Regions from separate parts of the Homo sapiens genome. Here region 1 is linked to region 2. The links are chromatin loops, found by intact Hi-C in ENCODE. Cell type or tissue: heart right ventricle. All regions are shown on one strand. Links, peaks and the distances in the headings refer to the core of each region. The heading gives the core; the rest is flanking DNA.

Region 1 (2,907 bases), core at 315-2,814, 130 kb before region 2:
CTTGAGACCAGGAGTTTGAGACCAGCCTGGGTAAAATGGTGAAACCCTGTTTCTACAAAATAATACAAAAATTAGCTGGACATGGTGGTGTGCAACGGTAGCCTCAAGTACTCAGGAGGCTGAGGTGGGAGGATTGCTTGAGCCCAGGAATTCAAGGCTGCAGTGAGCCATCATCACACCACTGCACTCCAGCTTGGGCAACAGAGCCAGACCCTGTCTCAACAAACAAACAAAGAGTCTGGTTACCTTTGGGAGAGAGGGGGATGGTGATTGAAACTGGCACCAGGAAGGCTTGGGGTGAGAATCCTCATAATGTTGTTTTCTTTTCTTTCTTTCTTTTTTTTTTTTTTTTTTTTTTTGATATGGTGTCTTGCTCTGTCTCCCAGGCTGGAGTGCAGTGGTGTGATGATGGCTCACTGCAGCCTCCAACTCTTGGGCTCAAGCGATCCTCCCACCTCAGCCTCCTGTGTAGCTGGGACTACAAGTGTGCACCACCACACATGGCTAATTTTTTATCTTTGTAGAGACAGAGTTTCACTATGTTGTCCAGGTTGGGCCCAAGCGATCCTCCTGCCTTGGCCTCCCGAAGTGCTGGGATTACGAAGTTGTTTTCTTGACTTGGGTGTTAGTTATTCAAGTGTCACTTGCGTCAAATTTACTTTCTGGTCACTTCCTGAAAATTCATACTGAACACATGATATGGGCACATTTCTTTATGTGTGCTATACTTCATTCAGAATTTTACATTACATCTCATAGGTGGCATTGTTGGAATTGTGATTCTTCTGATATGATGTATAACCATTGGTGCCATTCTGAACAAAAAAGTACACAATTTTCACTTTCTTTACATCAGAAGCCGGGCACAGTGGCTCACGCCTGTAATCCCAGTACTTTGGGAGGCCAAGGCAGGAGGATCACTTGAGGTCAGGAATTTGAGACCAGCCTGGCCAACATGGTGAAACTCCCTCTCTATTAAAAATACAAAAAATTAGCTGGGCGTGGTGGCACAGGCCTGTAAACCCAGCTACTTGGGAGGCTGAGGCAGAAGAATCACTGGAACCCGGGAGGCAGAGGTTCTAGTGAGTTGAGATGGCACCACTGCACTCCAGCCTGAGCAACAGAGCGAGATTCTGTCTCCAAAAAAAATAGATAAATAAAAATAAATTTACATCATAGTTTCATTTCAGAAAATGTCAATATATTTTAAACCATACCAAAATTTTGTGTGTATGGTATATGTGTTATATTAATAATTTCAGATAACTGTAAACTTATTTTACGCACAGAAGCGCCTGCAAAGACATTTACAAACTGTTCTGGATGCAGATTTCAGCGTCCAGCATTCCTGGTCCTGCCTCTAGATGCCTGTAATGCCCTCCAATCAATGCTGCAGCCAAAAACAATTATGCAAATTTCCCAAGCTCCCACCAGGGTGCGGTCGTGTCCCGTTTGAGAAGAACCAATCCATGAGGGGATTCTGAATGAGCATGTGTGTGTGTGTGTGTGTGTGTGTGTGTGTGTGTGTGTGTGTGTGTGTGTGTACATTGGGTTCCAGAGCTCAGGAGAGAGGTCTGTGCTGGAGATTAAAACTGGCTGGACTGTCCTCTGCTCCTAAGCTGTCACCAAACTCCAGTATTAAGGGATAAGTAGCTGTGCAGGGGCTGGAGACAAAGAAGACTCCAGGAGCACAGTGTGGGAAGGGATTTCCCTAAAATTGTTGCTGGAGAATAACCCCCAAGTCAGGGAGTGGTAGGAATTAAGGCTAGTGAGATGGCCAAAGATAAACCACAAAGCTCATCTTATGGGTTTGTGCTTTATCCTGTGGGTGACAGGAAGCCAATGAGTCGCTGCAGCAGCAGTGACAGACAGCATTTATGAGCTCCTAACACATGCCAGCTCACATTCTATGTTCTGTATATGTATCACCTCCTGGAACCATCAGAGTCACGCATGAGTCCAGTTTTTTGTTTCATTTTGTTTTTAATTATTTGTTTATTTAGAGAGAGAGTGCACCTGTGTTGCTGCTGGAGTGCAGTTATGCGATCTTGGCTCACTGCAACCTCCACCTCCCGGGTTCAAGCGATTCTTATGCCTCAGCCTCCCGGTAGCTGGGATTACAGGCGCCTGCCACCACCCCCAGCTAGTTTTTGTATTTTTAGTAGAGAAGAGGTTTCGCCATGTTGGCCAGGCTGGTCTCAAACTCCTGACCTCAGGTGATCCACCCGCCACGGCCTCCCAAAGTGCTGGTACTGCAGGCATGAGCCACCACGCCCCAGGTAGGTTTTGTGCATTGGTTGAGCACTCTTGAAGCTCCAGAAACAGGCACAGCACTGGAGCTGGCTGGAATACCTTATTCTTCAATCCCAGTGATTGGTATGGGGTCACCTGGTGACCCAACCAGAGAGAATAAGAGGGACTCTCCCACCTATGGCTCTGCCTCTCTGCTGGTGTTAGAGCCCCTTTGCCTCTTACCACAAAATGGACAATCACCCACAGAAGGACCGGCTGGGAACTTTATTCCAGAACCTTCCATGGCTACTGTTGAGCAGCCCATTGTGTTCTGTTTTGCAGGGCACTCAGGATTCCCCAGTGACCAGGTGTGGGTGGCTCATGTCTGTAATCCAAGCACTTTGGGAGGCTGAGACAGGAGGACCACCTGAGACCAGGAGTTCCAGACCAGCCCAGGCAGCACAGAGAGACCCCATCTCTACAAAAAACACAAAAATTACCCAGCTGTGGTGCCACACTCCTGTAGTCCCAGCAACTCGGGAGACTGAGGCAGGAGGATCCCTTGAGCCCAGTAGTTCAAAGCTGCAGTGAGCTATGAGAGCTATGATCGATCACACCACTGTACTACAGCCTGGGTGACAGAACAGGACCCTGTCTCTAAAACAAAACGAAACA
Region 2 (2,907 bases), core at 291-2,790:
CGCTGAAACCCCGTCTCTACTAAAAACACAAAAAATTAGCTGGGCGTGGTGGCGGGTGCCTGTAGTCCCAGCTACTTGGGAGGCTGAGGCAGGAGAATTGCGTGAACCCAGGAGGTGGAGCTTGCAGTGAGCTGAGATCGCACCATTGCACTCCAGCCTGGGACACAGAGCGAGACTCCATCTCAAAAAAAAAAAAAAAAAAAAGTTAACTGATGTACCCTGAACCAGAGTTGTTTTTAGACAACAAATATTGCTTGTCTTGACTCTGGGTACAGATATATATATATGTATCTTTTCTTTTTTTTTTTTTTGAGACAGGGCCTTGTTCTGTTGCCCAGGCTCCTGGCCTCAAACAATCCTCACATCTCAGCCTCCCAAAGTGTCCTCAATTTTCTGAATGGATTTTTATGAGAGGAACTTTAATACCAGGGATCCTATTTTGGTCATTTTGTCCAGCAGGGCTGGGAGCAGCTCTTCAAAAAGACCATTTTCTTGTCCCTTTACCTTCCCTGTTTTGCATGATTCTGTTTCCATTTGTAGAGGATCTGAGAAGGCAGCTGATTCTGTGAGAAACAATGATTCTACTTCATGTTTTAAATAGATCTGTTGGGTTAAGTGACAAGTCCCTAGCTAGACTCAAGAAGGCACTGGAGAGCTATGGTCCTGCCACTGTACTCCAGCCTGGGCGACACGGTGCGATTCTCATTTTCTCTCTCTCTCTCTCTCAGACAAAGTCTCCCCCTATTGCCCAGGCTGGAGTCCAGTGGTGCTACCATAGCTCACTGCAGCCTCGAACTCCTGGGCTCAAGTGATCCTCCTGTCTTGGCCTCCCAAAGTGAGGGATTACAGGTGGGATTACAGGTGTGAGTCACTGTGCCTGGCTGAGACCCCGTCTTTTAAAAGAAAGGGGAAGGGGGAGGAGAAGGGGTAGGAAGAAGGAGGAGGAGGAGGAAGAAGGCGGAGGAGGAAAGAGGAGGAGAAAGAGAAAAAAGGAGGAGGGAAGAGGAGGAGGGTGAAGGAAGGAGAAGGAAGAAGGAGGAGAAAGGAAGAGGGATGAAAGAAAAGAGGAGGGAGGAAGAGGAAGAGGGAGGAGGAGGAGGAAGGAAGAGGAGGAGGGAGAAGGAGGAGGGAGGAGGAGGGAGGAGGAGGAGGGAGAAGGAGGAGAGGGTGGCAGTGGAGGTCACTCCCTATAATGTGGAGCATAGCAGCCACCTGCTGGTCACAGCGCAGTAGGAAGAACACAAAGCCCTGGAGTGAGGCAGAGGGGCCCTGGCTCCTCAGTGGCTCTCCAGCGCCCTCTATTGACAAAGCCTAACCTGGCACCAGATGACAAATGGAACTGAGAGGTAATAAATTGATAACCCACAGGTAAGTGATGGGGCCCCTGCTATTAATAAAAACAACAGTAATAATAACGACTACCATGGAATTCTCAGTGCTGTCTGTGTCATTTATCCCGGAATCGCTGGTGAAGGTTGATGGGGAGGGGGGATTGTGGTCCATTTGCCTCCAGGGTCGGCTCACCCTTCCCTAGGCTCAGGCTTAGGGTCTGAGCCTGCTCTGGGCAAGCACCCTCTCCCTCCTCCCAGACCAGACCCTATAGATGGAGCTGACTCCATCCCTGCTCCAAGGGCAGGCGTGTGCCCCGGAATCTGCACTTTCCCCAGCCCCACACGTGATGGCACAGCACAGTGTCAAACCTAGACAATGAAAAACATTCCAGAGGGGGCACCAGGCCCTCTCACCGTTTTTTGCTTTGTTTTGTTTTGTTTTTGTTTTTTGAGATGGAGTCTTGCTCTGCCACCCAGGCTGGAGTGCAGTGGCACGATCTTGGCTCACTACAACATCCACCTCCCAGGTTCAAGTGATTCTTCTATCTCAGCCTCCTGAGTAGCTTGGATTACAGGCACATGCCACCACATCTAGCTAATTTTTGTATTTTTAGTAGAAACAGGGTTTCGCCATGTTAGCCAGGCTGGTCTCGAACTCCTGACCTCAGGTGATCTGCCTGCCTCAGCCTCCCAAAGTGCTGGGATTACAAGTGTGAACCACCATGCCCAGTCATCTTTTTTTTTTTTTTTTTTTTGAGACTGTTATCTGGGCTGACAGAGTCAGTGGTGCCATCTTGGCTCACTTCAGCGACGACTGCCATACTCAAGTGATCCTCCTGCCTAAGCTTCCTGAGCAGCTGTGATGCAGGTGCTTGCCACCATGGCCAGCGATTTTTAAAAATTTTTTTATTGTTTTGTAGAGACAGGGTCTCACTATGTAGCCTAGGCTGGTCTCGAACTCCTCAAGCGTTCCTCCCGCCTTGGCCTCCTAAAGTGCTGGGATTACAGGCGTAAGCCACCGCGCCCCCCCGCCCGGCTAGGTTTTTGTTTTGTCTTTCATTCTTTTATTTTTCTCCTTAGCACTTATTAGCCTCTAACATGTGTTTTTCTTATTGGTTTTATCTATTTTCCCCTCTAGAAGGTAAGCTTTATTTATTTATTTATTAAGCTCTTTTAAATCTGGGAAGAGTTCCTGTAAGCTTTATTATCTGATTCCCAGGAAGCTTGTAGCCATTTTTCTAACACCAGCCAAGGACGCGGGGACCAGAGAGGAGGAATTGGTGGGCGTGGGACACCTGAGGAAAGGGCAGGGGTGTGTGTTTTTACGTTTTAGTTAAAAAAAAAAAAAAAGAACCAACTTGCCCTCATGGAAGGAGTGTAAGCAAAAGTGGATGTAGTCAGAGGCATGTGCCTGGCTTGATTGCTATATAACACAGTTTCTTATTTCCATTCTGTGATCTCAGATGGTGAGAGAGAGAGCTTGGCTCAGTGGAGCAAGAGAGAGAAAGAGATACCTGGAGAGGTGGCAAGGGGCCAAGCCACACGGGCCCTCAGTGCGAGGTGAGGAGGGCGCTGG

Evidence for each region. Peaks named below come from ENCODE experiments on the same cell type or tissue, not always from the same donor. Only the 100,000 strongest peaks of a DNase experiment are listed, where the experiment ranks them.
Region 1: a loop joins it to region 2, with 2.5 times the contacts of the local background. A loop is called at or near these places in 34 of 110 quality-filtered maps.

The regions. Positions count from the first base shown.
Region 1 is chr19:35,818,695-35,821,601 of GRCh38, reverse strand. No RefSeq gene overlaps it. Among named protein-coding and RNA genes, the nearest start is that of PRODH2, 7.3 kb to the right of the region's middle. In heart right ventricle, for the core only: a CTCF peak has its summit at 1,433 (motif pointing right); a DNase peak (open chromatin) is centred at 1,449; H3K27me3 peaks cover 667 bases.
Region 2 is chr19:35,692,308-35,695,214 of GRCh38, reverse strand. No RefSeq gene overlaps it. Among named protein-coding and RNA genes, the nearest start is that of ZBTB32, 11 kb to the left of the region's middle. In heart right ventricle, for the core only: a CTCF peak has its summit at 1,284 (motif pointing left); a DNase peak (open chromatin) is centred at 1,244; H3K27ac peaks cover 496 bases.